Linked DNA regions of Homo sapiens: region 2 is linked to region 1. Evidence: chromatin contacts called from ENCODE Hi-C or POLR2A ChIA-PET data. All regions are on one chromosome and are shown on one strand. The core of a region is the stretch at or near the end of the contact, and the rest is flanking DNA. Distances in the headings are between cores, read along the strand shown.

Evidence for each region. A loop is a pair of places that touch in the nucleus more often than their neighbours do. ChIA-PET counts read pairs that join two places held with the same protein, here RNA polymerase II (POLR2A).
Region 2: a map with no recorded cell type shows a loop between it and region 1 (7-fold over the local background). The contact joins the enhancer-like site here to the promoter of PRKAG1 in region 1. A Hi-C loop is called at or near these places in 1 of 37 single-sample maps with no recorded cell type. POLR2A ChIA-PET finds 5 or more read pairs at or near these places in 1 of 52 experiments (activated CD8-positive, alpha-beta memory T cell).

Annotation. Positions count from the first base shown.
Region 1 is chr12:49,013,731-49,021,266 of GRCh38, reverse strand. PRKAG1 (protein kinase AMP-activated non-catalytic subunit gamma 1) reads left to right here and starts at 2,491. Exons shown (of 12, transcript NM_002733.5): 1 at 2,491-2,535. The coding sequence starts at 2,527. It overlaps KMT2D (lysine methyltransferase 2D), which reads left to right. Exons shown (of 55, transcript NM_003482.4): 55 at 1-2,289. DDN-AS1 (DDN and PRKAG1 antisense RNA 1) reads right to left here. Exons shown (of 2, transcript NR_147179.1): 2 at 2,027-3,031. RefSeq lists enhancers at 2,088-2,287, 2,860-3,450 and a silencer at 6,367-6,661.
Region 2 is chr12:54,212,867-54,220,402 of GRCh38, reverse strand. No RefSeq gene overlaps it. Among named protein-coding and RNA genes, the nearest start is that of MIR3198-2, 15 kb to the left of the region's middle. RefSeq lists silencers at 2,367-2,416, 4,218-4,403. Within about 2 kb of position 3,307, at least 8 of the 41 ENCODE cell types and tissues checked have a DNase peak (open chromatin) inside an H3K27ac peak, as active enhancers do.

The DNA.
Region 1 (7,536 bases), core at 1,242-3,741:
TCTGTCTCTGTTTCCCTCTTTTCCTCTGTGTTTCTGTCTCTCTATGGGTTGTGTTTCCTTGTTTTCCACTCTGACAAATGCAACATGAACGGGAAAGAGGCGCCCAGCTGCCTAGGAGGGCAAGCTGGGCAAGCCGGGCAAGGAGACCCCGCACCCACACCTACCTCATTTAAGTGTTGGATTTTTTGCTGTTTTGAAATGTGAGACCCTCTCCAAGCCCCCTACTGCCCCAACCCTCTCCCCCACCTCACTGCCCTCTTCTGAGTGGGTGGAAGGGGGGTAGGAGGAGGAAGAAAAACAACAACAAAAAATCCATCTTTGTTTTTAATTATGGGCATGGGATGGTGGTTGAGGCAAATGATGATGAAGATTGGGGATGACTGGCCCCTAGTTGCTCTAGGACTTCCTTCTCCATCTGGACATGGGGGCAGGAGGGAGCTAAACCTAGGACCAGGATATCTCCCTCCTGTTTTCCCAACCTCATCATGAGCCTGTTTGCCCTCCAGCCCCTGGACGGGTTGGGTGGGGGGTAGGGTGAGGGCTATCCCTGAGTGGCATGCCCATACCTAGTGAGGCAGGGTGTGGCCCGGAGCTCCCACTTTCCCTCAGTCACCAAACTGCTGCTGGTCTGGTGGGAAGGGGTGGTGATGTGGGGGTGGGGGAGCTTAGTGTCAGCGCGGGGAGGGTGGGGGGTATTTATCTATTTATACATGGGATTGTACATAGTCTTGTGGGGCATGGGGGAGCCGGCTGGAGGTGAGAACCCTCCCCTCTCCCCCCACCCCCCGGGGAGAGCAAATGTAAAACTACTAATTTTTGTGCTTTATATATTCTATATAAATATATCTATTTTCTTTTTACAAAACCAGTTTATAAATGGTAGGGGGGTGTGGGGCGGACACATGGAGCTCCCCTTGTGGGGGGGCCCCCTCCATTACCCGACCTACCGCCCTTTTCCTCACCCCCCACCCCACTCCCCACCCCCTGGCTGTGACTGCTGTAAGATGGGGGTATAGAGGCTGGGCAATTCCCACCCCCTGTTGTATAGTTGGACTATGTTATAACGCACAAAAGAGAGCTGACCCCAGGGGGAGCCAGAGGGTGATGGGTTCCTTGCCTCCCTTTCCTTCCCCTTTCTGCCCAAGCTTGTGCTGCAGTTGAACCTCTTCCTGGGGGTGGGAGTAGGTAAGGGGTGGGTGAGGCCCCAAACCCCTCTCTGGTAGGGAACCGTGGGGATGAAGATGAAGCTTATATGCAGTTCTCTTCTAGGGGCTGTGGGCAAAGGGCATTTTGTAATTAATATTTTCAAGAATCAGATGTCTGGAGTGTAGGGGTGGGCTTGGTGGTGGTGGACGGGCGGGCCTGCTGGAGGGGGAGCTTGGTCGCTGTTGTGATTTTAGGTTTGTTTTTGTTTTGTTTTGAATTTGGGGGGTTGTGGATTGTTGGGGGTAGGGAGATTTTTTTTTTTTAAAGCTGCTTCCTCAACTGTTTCAAGCTGCAAATGTTTAAGAGAATAACAGCCCCCACTCCCACAGGAACCGCTGTAATTAAATCAGACAGTAGGAAGACTGGGCTGCTGCCCTCAAAGCCACAGCCCTTGGATGTTCCTTTTCCGAGAGCAGAAGGTCTAGGCTACAGGGAGGGGGAGATTGGCTCCCGTGAGTCAGGCTGTGTTTGGGGCTTGGGCCCTGGGATTGGGAAAAGGGGATGGGGCAGACTTTGTAAGCATATGCTAGGTATCCGATAGTCCTGTAGAATTTAGTGAAGAAACCTTATACAGTTTTTAATTTTTATATAAACTATAACTCAGACCCAAGCTACAAGGTTGGAATTTTGGTTGGTTTTTTTTTTAAGTACCCTGCCTGTATAATTGCATCAGAATCCCCCACCCCACCCCCCGCCCCCGTGTTTGTATTTTGGGTTGGTTTACACTCGCACATACTCAGTTTTCAGTTTTCCCCTTTACAGTCTTCTCCCCTCACCTCCAGGACCCTCCCCCTTTTTAAAAAATAAATCGCTGACAAGTGTGAATCCCGTGAAGACTTTATTTTGTGTTGTGTGTATCCTGTACAGCAAGGTTGGTCCTTCGTAACAACGGATGAAATGGTTCCCTTTTTTAAAGCGCCCTCTCTCCCTCCACCCTCAGCGCCCCTGTCCTTGGCATGTTTTGTATCAGCGATCATTCTGAACTGTACATATTTATGTTGCGAGAGGCAAAGGGCAAGTTTTGGATTTTGCTTCTTCCAAGTTTGTTTTTAAACGACAAATAAAAAAAGAACATTTTAAATACAAGCGGCTCCGTCCCATGACCCTCGCCGTCAGCCGGATCCGTGCGGTCCGCGAGGACCCGGGGGAGGGCGGTTACCGAGGCCCGCCACCGCCGGAAGGGTGGGTTCCTTGCCTTCCGCCCCAGTCTGGCGACTGCCATGACGTGGGCGGAAGTGGCGTCGCCGCACCGGATGTGGGGCGGGGCCTGCCCCAAGAGAGTTTCCTAAAGCGAGGAAACCAAGCCGGGCGCCTCTTGCAATGGAGACGGTGAGGAGTGCAGGAGGGCGGTCGGGGGCGCTGTGGAGCCTAAGACACCCCCCCAACCCTTAGGAGACCGGGAGGGCCGGGCAGGGGCTGGCGCTGGTGTCTAGCAAACAAAAAGCAGCCGGGTGTCTGCCCTATCCCGTGACCCTGTTCCTCCGCTTCTTCGTTGGGCGCATCTCCTGGAACTGGGCCGCGTCCCCGCCGCCTTTCCGTACGCGGTACCCTTAGCCCAAGCAGGCAGTGACTCCTGGCTCCCTCCTTGGGGCCCACGTATGCCGTGGCAATCTCGGGCCTCCTTTCCTATTGGCACCTCAAGCCCTTTTAGAGGTTTGAGAGCGCAGGGTTGTGAGCCGGCTTTGCTGGGTGAGGCACGGGGCGTCCAGAGGGATCTCCGCTTGCAGGTAGCTCCTGGACCTCGATGGTCTTTCTGTGATCCCTGCAATCCCCGGCAGGAGGACATCTGAAGATCTTTATACTGCGTCCAGTGAAGTCACATTCCCTTAATAAGACCGAGAATTGAGGTTTGCTTGAAAGAGGAAATCTTGCAGTGTTAGAGGCCGATGTGTCCCTGGACAATTTTAGGTCATGGCCCGCTCTGCGACTCTAAGCAGGGGTTTTGGCATAGCTCATTCTTGGCGAGCAGGCATTGACCAATTGTGGCAGGGCCCTGTCACCCTCCCACAGATGCTGCGGGTTGCCTGCTACATGTTTGCACCCACCCTCACTCTCAGGAGTCTTTTTCTAGCGCTCTGTAACCCCTCCCATACACTTCCCTCTCCACAGTTTTTAACCATGTGTCTTCTTTCAGGCAGAGTAACTCTTTCCATCTTGGTTTTTATCATCTGCTACTGTAGTTACGAAAGGACTGCAGGTTCACTTTGCTTTGGATTACATGCCCAGAGTAATTCTTTGCCACACCGTTTCTCTGCTCACAGAGAGGTTGTTTCTTTCAGGTTTTCAAAAAGAAAACCGACCAAAGTACTAAAATGATTCGCAGTTGGTCTCCCAGGCAAGGGAGCCAATTCTGACTAATCAGGATAATCTTAAACAAAAATAAGGAGTCTAATTCCATTAAATTTAAAATGACATGTCATATTCTACTTACTTGTAAATGTATTATGGTTTACAAAGCATTTTTATATAGATTTTCTAATTTAGCCTTTACACTTTATGTACTGGATTAGGCTCTGGGGTAGAAGTTAAAAAGAGGAAAAAGAAAACTCAGCCAGGTGTGGTGGCTCACGCCTGTAATGCCAGTACTTTGGGAGGCCAAGGCAAGTGGATTGCTTGAGCTCAGGAGTTCAGCATCAGCCTGGGCAACATGATGAAAGCCTGTCTCGACAGAAACAAAAATACAAAAATTACCCAGGCGTGGTGGTGGTGGTGTGTGCCTGTAGTCCCAGCTACTCGGGAGGCTCAGGTGGGAGGATCGCTTGATCCAAAGAGGTGGAGGCTGGAGTGAGCTGAGATCATGCCACTGCACTCCAGTCTGAGTGACACAGTGAGATCCTGTCTCCAAAAAAAAAGAAAAGAAAGAAAACTCCTGCTTTGAAAATGTTCAGCCTAACTGGAGTGATGGTGAGGGCAAGCCAGCAACAGCTGTTATTTAAAGGTAGACTATAATAAATGCTGTCATCAATATGAAAACAGAGGACTGTGACAGAATAGCTGAGAGAAAAATTACTTTGGACCTAGGAGAGGGCACTGCAAATTGAGAGAACAGTGTGAGCAAGGGCACTGAAATTGGGGTATGTAGAGAACTGGGGGTGAGCCAGCGGCATGATGTTGCTGGCTTTGGATTTTGGTCACAGTGGGAGAAAAGACTGGAAAAGCAGGCTAAGATCAGGTTGAAGGTATTACACACCATGCTAAATTTGAACTTTGTTTTGTAATAGGGGACCCATGGAAGATTTATGAGCAAGTCAGTGAATGTCCTTTAGGAATGTTCATAGCAGCTTTCTGTACATGGACTGAGCTACTTCGAAAAGTAAAGTTTCTTGTTAATGGGGATGAAAGTCCCTTCCAAATCTGAGATGCTTTGGTGAACAAACTTGGTGAAAGCATGAAAGATAAATTGAAGAACAGATAGATTTGGGCCAAGGACCCCAGTTTAAACAACGTTGCAGAGGTGAGAGGTAAAAGCCTAAATTAAGGCTGTGATATTGGCAATGAGAGAGATGGATCTGAGACATTTCTAACATACCAGCTTAGCTGATAAGTGTTAAGAAGACAGCTGTGCAAAACAAAAAAACAAGATGGGAACCACAGCGAGAATAATAGGATTGGAGGGACAAATGTTTTGTTTCGTATTCAAGCATTTGAGGAGTCTCTGTGACATCTATGGTTGTCAAACAAATAATTGGAAATGTAGATCAGAAGTTTGGAAGAAATTGCGAGTCTATTTGTCAGATGTAGACTGTGTCTCTGTAATATTTTGTACTTGCGTGGTACAGTGGTACTTTCTCAGGTCCCTTATGTTATTAAAAGTAGAAAGGAGGCCAGGAGCAGTGGCTCTTGCCTGTAATCCCAGAATTTTGGGAGGCCAAGGTGGCCGGATCGCTTGAGCCCAGGAGCTCAAGACTAGCCTGGTCAACATAGCGAGACCCCATCTCTACAAAAAAATACAAAAAGTAGCTGGGCCTGGTGGTATGTTCCTGTAGTCCCAGCAGCCCGGGAGGCAGAAGTCGGAGAAGCTGGGGAAGTTGAAGATGCAGTGATCTGTGATCATGCCGCTGCACTCCAGCCTGAATGACAGAGTGACACCCTGTCTCAAAAAAAAAAAAAAAGGTAGAAAGGAGTAGATGTAATTACATAATCCCCCCTCTGATATGGTGAAACAGGCAGAAAGTTAAAAGTCACGGCCAGGCTCGGTGGCGCATACCTGTAATCCCAGCACTTTGGGAGGCCGAGGCGGGTGGATCACGAGGTCAGGAGTTTAAGACCAGCCTGGCCAACATAGTGAAACCCCGTCTCTACTAAAAATACAAAAAAAAACTTAGCTGGGCGTGGTGGCAGGCATCTGTAGTCCCAGCTACTTGGGAGGCTGAGGCAGGAGAATCGCTTGAACCCCGGAGGCGGAGATTACAGTGAGCCAAGATCGCATCACTGCACTCCAGCCTGGGAGACACAGCGAGACTCTGCCCACCCGCCCAAAAAAAAAGTCACATATGCAGTTGTGTTTGACTCTCTTATGTTGGTATCTGTATCTCTAGTTAGCTCTATGTTTCTTTCCTCCCTCTGTAACTTAGTCTTGGGCATATCTGTTCATATCAGTGTGCATCATTCTTTGAGAATTAAAAAACAAAACAACTGTGAATTATATGCAAAACCCTGTGCTTGGTGGTATGGGAGATACAAAGTATAAGATAGTTCTAGGTTTCCAGGAATTTATAATCTGTTTGGATAGATAATGAACAAAATAACTGTAGCACAGTACAGTATATATCATATGATGGGTAAATTCTACAGAAGTAGCTGTTTTTGTGCCTTTGTGTAGATCTTTGTGAGACTCTGATATATCATGTGTCTATCTTTATCACAGCCCTCTCTCCCACTTATAAGTGATGAGGCTGTTGTTCTGATAGTCTTGCCAAAATGGCAGGCCAAGCTGACAGTCTTATGCAGTCCAGTGGGAAGAGGGAGATTATCCCCCTTACTCCCTGCACTCTCCCCTAGCCCATTAAGGGAGAAAAGTTTAGGGCTGTCTTAAACTTCCCTGGTTTAGGAAGTTTGTCAGCCAACCTCCCAGGTTGAAGTTTTTAATGTCATGTTACTACAGAAGCTATGGGGATGAAGTATGGTTTTATTTTGGAGATATCACCCAGAGAAAATGGAGCCAAGACTGTTGATGCTAGCAGATGAAAATTGTTGTGATCCCTTCTGGGTTCCTAAATAACAATGGCATTTCCAAATGTTCCCACTTGAGGGAGCACAGAAATGGTTCTAAGTTTTGTCTAGTCAAAGCACTCTCTAATCTCAGACTATCTTGGGAAGGGAAACTTGGAAAACCAGCATCCCCTGGCTATAGCAGCCTTTGACTCACAAGGGTGCTGAGTGGACTCAAGTTCCCAGTTTCAGTACATTCGTGTTCCTTATCCACCTCTCAGTCATTCAGGTTTTGACTGGCTGACAGTCAGCTACTGGGATCCTCCCCAGTTGTGGCTCTCTCTCTGCCATGGAGCTAGACAATGGTGGAACCAGTGTCTGTGGTTCTAGTGCCTACAACTATGCCTAGTGAGTGTCTGTGTTTGGGGAAGACAATGCTGTCTCTCTGGCTTCCATGTTTTAATAAAGTAGATCTGTGAGAATCTTGTAGGGGTTAGCCCTAAGCTCAGATCTTTAGTCTTAGCTTTTAGGACCTAGTGTTTCATTAGGCAGTATAGTGTACAAGAACATGAGCTTTGCAGATAATGCTCGTTCAGCTCAGAAGTGGATAGAAGCATTTCTGGAAGGCACAATATTGTAGCAGTATTGGTTTCTTCTCTTCTGTGATTCCAGAGAGGTAGAATTTCATCAGAATGGAGTAAATACATTCAAAAATTTTATAAAAATGGCCGGGCGTGGTGGCTCATGCCTGTAATCCCAGCACTTTGTGAGGCTGAGGCGGGCAGATCAGTTGAGGTCAGGAGTTTGAGACCAGCCTGGCCAACATGGTAAAACCCCATCTCTGTTATAAATATGAAAATTAGGTGGGTGTGGTGGTGCACGCCTGTAATTCCAGCTCTCAGGAGGCTGAGGCACGGGAATTGCTTGAACCCAGGAGGAGGCAGTTGCAGTGAGCCAAGATCACGCCACTGCACTCCAGCCTGGGCAACAGAGCAAGACTCTGCCTCAAAACAAAACAAACAAAAAAATTTACAAAAATGAACACTGCCAAGATAAACCCAACCAAACTCTTCATCAGTTATAAGAAATTATTTTGTTAGGTATACGTAGTTTTTTAAAAATTTGTTTTTTCAAGTATGTTATTTATTAAAATTTTGATGTAAACAAAAGCAAACCACA
Region 2 (7,536 bases), core at 2,058-4,557, 5.2 Mb before region 1:
CTGGGGGAGGCGTGGTTTGCACACCAAGAGCTGTCTGGGAGAAGACGGTGGAGACAGGGGAGGCATGTTCAGACTAGGGCTCAATACTCAGAGGGAAGTCCAGAAGGGTCCTTTCTTCTAGCCCCTTTAGGCAGCCTGAGGTGATTTGGGGGTTTGTGCTGCCCCCTGGTAGCCACTGTGGGAATAGCACTGAGAACTATGCTCAGCAGAAGAACCGGTATGAACCCCATCCTACAAGATGAATTCTTGCTGTCTCATACTTTTTCTTTCTCTCTCTCTCTCTTTTTTTTTTTTTTTTTTTTTTTTTTTGAGACGGAGTCTCGCTCTGTCACCCAGGCTGGAGTGCAGTGGCGTGATCTCGGCTCACTGCAAGCTCCGCCTCCCAGGTTCATGCCATTCTCCTGCCTCAGCCTCCCGAGTAGCTGAGACTACAGGCGCCTGCCACCGCGCCCGGCTAATATTTGTATTTTTAGTAAAGACGGGGTTTCACCATGTTGGCCAGGATGGTCTCGATCTCCTGACCTTGTGATCCGCCCGCCTCGGCCTCCCAAAGTGCTAGGATTCCAGGCTTGAGCCACCGCGCCCGGTCTTCTCTTTTCTTTTCTTTTCTTTTCGTTTCGTTTCGTTTCTTTGTCTCGCTCTGTCACCCAGGCTGGAGTGCAGTGGCACGATCTTGGCTCACTGCAAGCTCCGCCTCCCGGGTTCACGCCATTCTCCTGCCTCAGCCTCCCGAGTAGCTGGGACTACAGGCGCCCACCACCATGCCCGGCTAATTTTTTTTTTTTTTTTTTTTTTGTATTTTTAGTAGAGACGGGGTTTCACCATGTTAGCCAGGATGGTCTCGATCTCCTGACCACATGATCCGCCGCCTCGGCCTCTCAAAGTGCTGGGATTACAGGCGTGAGCCACCGCACCCGGCCGCTGTCTCATACTTTCTTGCAGAATGCATACTGGTAAAATTCCTTAAGCCTCTTGGCCTGGATTGTTAGTGGAGGTGCTCTCCTTCTCGGGGGCAAGGGAGTGAGATGGAACCTCATGTCACCTGTCTGGACTCTTAAGACATGTAGTAAGCATTTTATGTACTATTCTCGCTCCATCATTACAAAGTCCCTATTAAGTAGTCACTATTATTCCCATTTTAAGGTGAGGAAACAGCCTTCGAAGGAGGCAGTTACTTCTCCAAGATCATGCGGTGCCAGAGTTTGAACCTCAGCTTCTTGGCTCGGAGTCCAGTGCTTTTTCACGGCATCAGCTCTCCACTCATAATCCCCCTGGTTTCTCACCCCTCACAATCTTGGGCCAAGATGCGTAAGGACCCAAAAAGTACCAAGAGGAGGGGCTCTTCCATGGGATGTCATGTAAAGGCTGCTTGGGACCACCAGAGCCCTGGGTATCTATGTGTGCCTGAAATAGTCAAGGCCTCACTCATTTATTCAGTATTTGAGTATCTCCTGGTCTTCAGACTTTGTGCCCAGAAGTGGGATACAGCAAAGAACAGACATATTCTCTGTCTTAAGTGAGAGCTCACAATTTGGTAAGTGCAACTGACCAAATGTTTTTGCAGTAAGTGCTAATAGATGTCATTATCAATTGCCAGGGGTGAGAGGAATCTCAGAGGTCTTTCCAAAGGAAAGAACGTCTGTGCAATGATTTTCAAAGAATGTGTCTGTCAAACAGACAAGAGGGCAGAAGAGCAGTCCAGGTGGAAGCAAGGTGCAGGTAAGTCCAGGCAGAGTGAGAGAGCTCATGAGGAGCTTAGGGACCCTCAGAGCAGTTTTGTGTAACCGAAGCGCTGGCTGTTGTGTGCCTGAGTCTGGCCATGATGCAGAAGATAAGGCTAGAGAAGGGGGATGCTGACAGAACGTCAGGGGCTTTCTTTGGCAAGGGTGAACAATATAAGCTTTATTCTGCAAGCCTGGGAGTCCAGAGTTTTTAGCTGTTGACCTCCATTAGACCAATTTTTTAGCAAGGTAACCCCAGAGGCAGGACTACCACCTAAGAGGCTATGCACCAGTCCTAGCAGGAAAATCCCACCAGAAGCCCCTGGTCCAAGGCGTCAGGTAAAGATGAGCGCATTCAGGAGACATTGACCAAGTCGAGTCCAAGAGAAATGGAGGAACCAGAATCTGAGATTGCAGGCTTGGCCTGCGCCAGTGCGAGACAGACATGCCCAGAAGGTGGCTCGAGCCAGGGGAGCCGGGTCCGGGCAGGACTGATCCAGCGGTTACTCAGGGAGGCGTGAGAACGCGCCAGTACCCGGGACGTGAACAGCCGCGGCGGAGGCGCGCAGGGAGAACGCCTGCCCCGCGTGGGGCCTGCTCGCCCAGAGCCGCCAGCCACGAATTTATGGCCCAAAGCCGAATGCAGCTGTGCGCAGCTGGGTATGCAAATGTATGCAAATTCGCGCTGCCCGGCCCGGGCTAGGTTGCGAGCGGAGTCAAAGGGTGGGGGAAGGGGCGCAGCATTGTTACTGTTCTTGCGCTCCCAGAGGAGTTCAGACGCGGTGCGGGAGGGGATGCAGGGGGAAGAAATACATCTTCCCTGTCCTGACCGTCCCGCCTCAGGACCGTGACAATCTATCGGGACGAGCGTGGGTTCCCTCCATGTCCTCAATGACTTGTGCCCTCACGCCCTCAGCCCCACCCTGCGTAAGATGCGTGCAGGAGGAAGGGTCCTGACACCCAGAATACCTGAGCCCCTGTTGGTCTGAGCGTCCTTCCTTCACTGCGAGCGGGAAGGAGCCGCAGGGTGGGTAGATGATCCCACACCCGCCCGGGTCTCCCAGAATTACCCCTCCCCATAGCCAGGGAGGGGGTCGTCCGGAAGACCTGATTTCTTTCATCCCTTTATTGTGACCCGTCCTTCTGCCTCCCATCCGCTTCTTGAGAAGTCCCTACAGAAGTCTAACCATAGTCACATTTGCTATTGTTTCTGTTTTATTTTTCCGGGTGGTTTAGTGAGAAGATTATTCCCAAAGTCCCAAATGTTGGGTTCTGAGGGTGTGGGAGTGGGGCCTGGGCATCAACTCCCGCCCCCTCTCCCCCACCCAACGACCAAAGAATAAGTCCCCACGCTAGGCAAGAACTGGAAGGGAGTCTGGGCTGAGGCTGTCATCTCCCGGCTCTGGCTTGTTTTTTTTCCCGCTTTTTTTTTTTTCCCTTGCTGACTCTTCCCACAATGGCCACAAGGGGTCTTCCTTGCGCTAAGAATGGGAAATCCGGCGTCAGGTTTGAGCGCTGTGAGGGTGGGGCGCCTAGCGATGCTTCCTCTCCGCGGTTTCCGAGCGCCGAGACCTGCAGGCGTCCCACCTCCCCGCCCCTCCTCGGTGGCTTCACTCAGTCGCAGACGACTTCAGTTCTCTTACCCCACGCTCCAGACTGGAGATTGGCATTTCAAGATCTCCTGCTCCTTCCCCTAAGCCTATGGAGCAACCGGAGGGCTGTGAGCTGAGACAAGAATTCGGGCCAGACATATAGTAGGCGCTCAATAAATGCTTTTCAGATGAATGACAATGTGGCAGTGTCCTGTTCAGAAGCTTGGGCAGGGAAGAGATGACTCGGGTGAGTTGAGCAGGACACCCCTCCTCCCAAAGCAAGAGGGTGCCAAGAGGCGGCTCAACTCCCTACCAGGGAAACTGAGGCCATCTGTGGGACTTACATATTGATACAGCAGGGGAGGTTCTGAAGTGACAGGGGCAATTAGAAGGGAGGGGTTAGCCAATCAGAAAGCTGTCATGGATTGATCTGACGTCGGAAGGCGGGAAAAACGGAAGATCCAGGCCCCTAAAGGAAAGCTTTGTTAGAACGGGAAAATGGGATGTGAGCGTGGAAAAGGGGCTGGAGATTTGGATTGTTTAGCTCAGAGAAGGAAAGTTAAGGCAGCCCCTTTCTCCTGTGAGGTCAGAAGTTGTTAGGTTTAGCTGAAGCTGCAGCAGGAGGAAGGGTGGTCAGACACCAGGAAGGACTTCCCCGTTGGAGTCAGACGTGGTGGCAGAGGGTGAAGGGGTGATGACGTCGTTCCCGGGGTGGGAGGTGAGTTATCTGAAACCCTCTTATAATGGGAACCCGTCAGGGGTGGTGGGGGCGGGAGATACAGTTAAGGGTTAGATGCAGTAGGTGGAAGCTTAGGTGAAGTCGGCTGCCCTTCCCCCACGGAAGCGGCTGCAGGGCCCGAGAGGTGGGAGGTTCCTGACCAGGTGCTCTCACGCTCACTGCCCACCTGGATGGACACCTGGGTGGTCCCGCCACACACCCCCACTCAGGGCTTGCAGGAAGTCCTTCCCCAGCCGGATGGGGCGAGGTGTGTTTGGATGAACCGTAGCCTCGGGTTGCACCCGGGTGGCGCAGACCTCCTCGAAGACCCTCACGTGGGCTCCCGTGGCAACTCGCCAGTCCCATCCCCTAGCTTTGGCGCATTCAGGGCCGCTCCTGAAATGTCCTCCCTGCAACCCTAGAAAAGGCTCCTCTGGGAAGCTTGCCCTGTTCTCGCCAGCCTGGTCAGAAATCCTATGGCTCTTCTACTTTGTTTCTCTGGGTGACCTGGGTGAGCAGGAACCACACCTTGATTAGCACATAGTAGGGACACCAAATAAAGTTTTGGGTGGAGGCCTGGCTTTAAATCATGCACTGTCCTAGCTGTGTGACCTCGGTTTGAAGCCCCATGTCCTGATCCGTGAAATGGGTACTTCTGTCTTGCTCACTTCTTAGGCTTTTTTTTTTTTTTTTTTTTTTTGAGACAGAGTTTTGCTCTTGTCGTCCAGGCTGGAGTGCAATGGCACGGTCTCGGCTCACTGCAACCTCTGCCTCCCAGGTTCAAGCGATCCTCCTGCCTCAGCCTCCCAAGTAACTGGGATTACAGGTGCGTGCCACCACGCGCAGCCAATTTTTTTATTTTTAGTAGAGACAGGGGTTTCACCATGTTGGCCAGGCTGGTCTCAAACTCCTGACCTCAGGTAATCTACCCGCACCGGGCTCCCAAAATGGTGGGATTACAGGCGTGAGCCACCGTGCCTGGCCTTCTTACGCTATTTAAAGGACTATGTGCCTGAAATAACCAAAGGGAAAGCATTTTGTTTTATGCAAATGCAGGCTGTGGGAGTCCAAGCCATGCAGACACCCGTGTGCACAGGGGTGGGTACACCCACATTCACACAGGTTGAATCTCTTGGAGGGGCTAGGTCCGCGTCTTTGGAGGCAATCAAGCAAAAGCTGGAGATGGTAGGCGGGGGGGCCAGCTAGGGAGAGCTAGCTGTCAGATGCCAGAGAGGGAACCCAAGAATGCGAGGGGTGGTCCCCAGAACTGGCTATCCTAGACCCAGGATCCGATTCTCCAGGGCGGGATCCCAGTTCCCTGGAGGATTCTGGGTACAGGCCAGTGGGCCTGGACCCTGGCGCAGAAACACGGGACCGAAGACCCCGCTGTGGGAGCCCCGAGTCGGGGCTGCCCGGCAGAGGGCGCCCAGGCTGGCTCGGGCACAGCGCTATAGCCATCTTCGGGTGCGGCCCGCCTCCTATTGCGCCCTCTGCTGGCCAACAAGGACACTATCGCGCTGCCTGTCTTCAGTGCCCACAAAATGGGCGGGGTTCTGCTAATTCAGGGGCTGTTGGCCACGCCTCTTCTGCTGAAGCCTCCTGCATCCTGGACGCCAGAACTCCCAGCCAGGCCTGGCTCTAACTCCTCCACCCTTCAACTCCTTGTGGAGAAGGGAGCTCCTCTCCATCCTTCAAAAGGTGAATCCAAGTACCAGGTTGCCTGCCCAGCTCCACACTCACGCTCGACCGGGGAGGGTGATGAGAAGAATCCCCAGCAGCGTCACGCTTAGGGTATCTTTATATCCAGATTATGGAGGTTTAAAATTCAACCTGCCTGCTCCCAGCTGCCTGGCCACTGCCTGGTCCCAGCCTGTCAGTCCTTCAGGATGTCTTAGCTTGGGCATGTTCCAGCCTTCTCATTGGACCCCCTGCCTACTGTCTCTCCTCTCCACTTACCAAAATTATCTTTCTAAAACACAAATTGGCCGGGCGCGGTGGTTCACGCCTGTAATCCCAGCACTCTGGGAGGCCGAAGTGGGTGGATCACTTGAGGTCAGGAGTACGAGACCAGCCTGTCAACATGGCAAAACCCCGTCTCTATTAAAAATACAAAAATTAGCCTGGTGTGGTGGCGTGCCCCTGTAATCCCAGCTACTCGGGAGGCTGAGGCAGGAGAATCGCTTGAACCCGAGAGGCAGAGGTTGCAGTGAGCCGAGATGGCACCATTGCACTCCAGCCTGGGTGACAGAGCCAGACTCTGTCTGAAACAAAACAAAACGAAAGCAATAACAAAAAACACAAATCAGTGTAGGTCACTCTTTTACTTTAATCTCCAGTAGATCCCCATTGCCTAGGAGAAAAGGTCCAGACTCCTTCTTAGCCCATCTCCATCTTTTATGTTTGGCCAAATCTAAGCCTCTGATCTCATCAGATCACTTCTTTGCCTACTCGAAATTCTCCAAACACATCCTGCTCTTTCTTTGTTTCTTTTTTTGACAGGGTCTTGATCTGTCACTCAGGCTGGAGTGCAGTGGTGCGATCTCAGCTCACTTGCAGCCTCAGCCTCTGGGTCTCAAGCCATCCTCCTGCCTCAGCCTTCCTAGCAGCTGGGACTACATACGTGCTCCACTGTGCCCAGCTAATCACATCCTGGATTTTGATCTCTATTTGGTAAATTTCTACTCATTCCTCAAGGCCTAGTTCAAATATCCCCTTGCTGGGCATTCTTTTCTCTAACACCCCCAGGAAGCATGTTTCTGTGCCCCCATGGACTTTGTACTCGCCTCCTTTTTATGGCATTTATCCTGGGGCATTATCTATTCACAAATCGGTTCCCCCCAGCTCCACTAGAACTTGAGCATCACTAGGTCCGAGTCTGATTCTTATCCATCCTAGTACATACTGGGAATCCAATCTAGAGCTGCTTGGCCAAGGACCCACTGGTGCCTCAGCCCCAGATTGGGAGAAGTCGTGTCTCATGTCTGCCCCGGGCCTAGAACATGGCAGAGATGCCTCTGCCTGTTCACAAACTGACTAGACAAGCCAGTTTTCTCATTCCCTCACTCCTGGGGTGAGCCTCTGCTTCCCTCCTCACTTCCTAGGAGATCAGTCATCCTTTCTTTCTCCTTGCTATTTGCTCCCTTCCCTGCTAGGGGGCAGGTACTCCAGAGCCTCTGGGTTCTGGGGACCTAAATTGAAGTCTGATTCAGAGGTTTATTTCTTAAGAGCTCAGAAACTGATGGTAGGGGAGACTTCTCCCCTCTGCAGAGTCCCAAAGATTCCCCACTGATTCTTGGGCCCTACTCCAAGTCAGCCTCCCCACCCCAGAATTTACCTAGTCCTTGCTTGTCTAGCCTGGGGCTTGGGGGCAAAATCATAAATTTGGGAGACAAGAGGCGAGATAAAGATCATTTGTTGAAAATGGTGTCATCAATCATTTGCTGGAGAGAATACATCTAAGAATTCCCCAAACCTGGGTGCTCAGATGCACCCCCTCAAGCTCCCT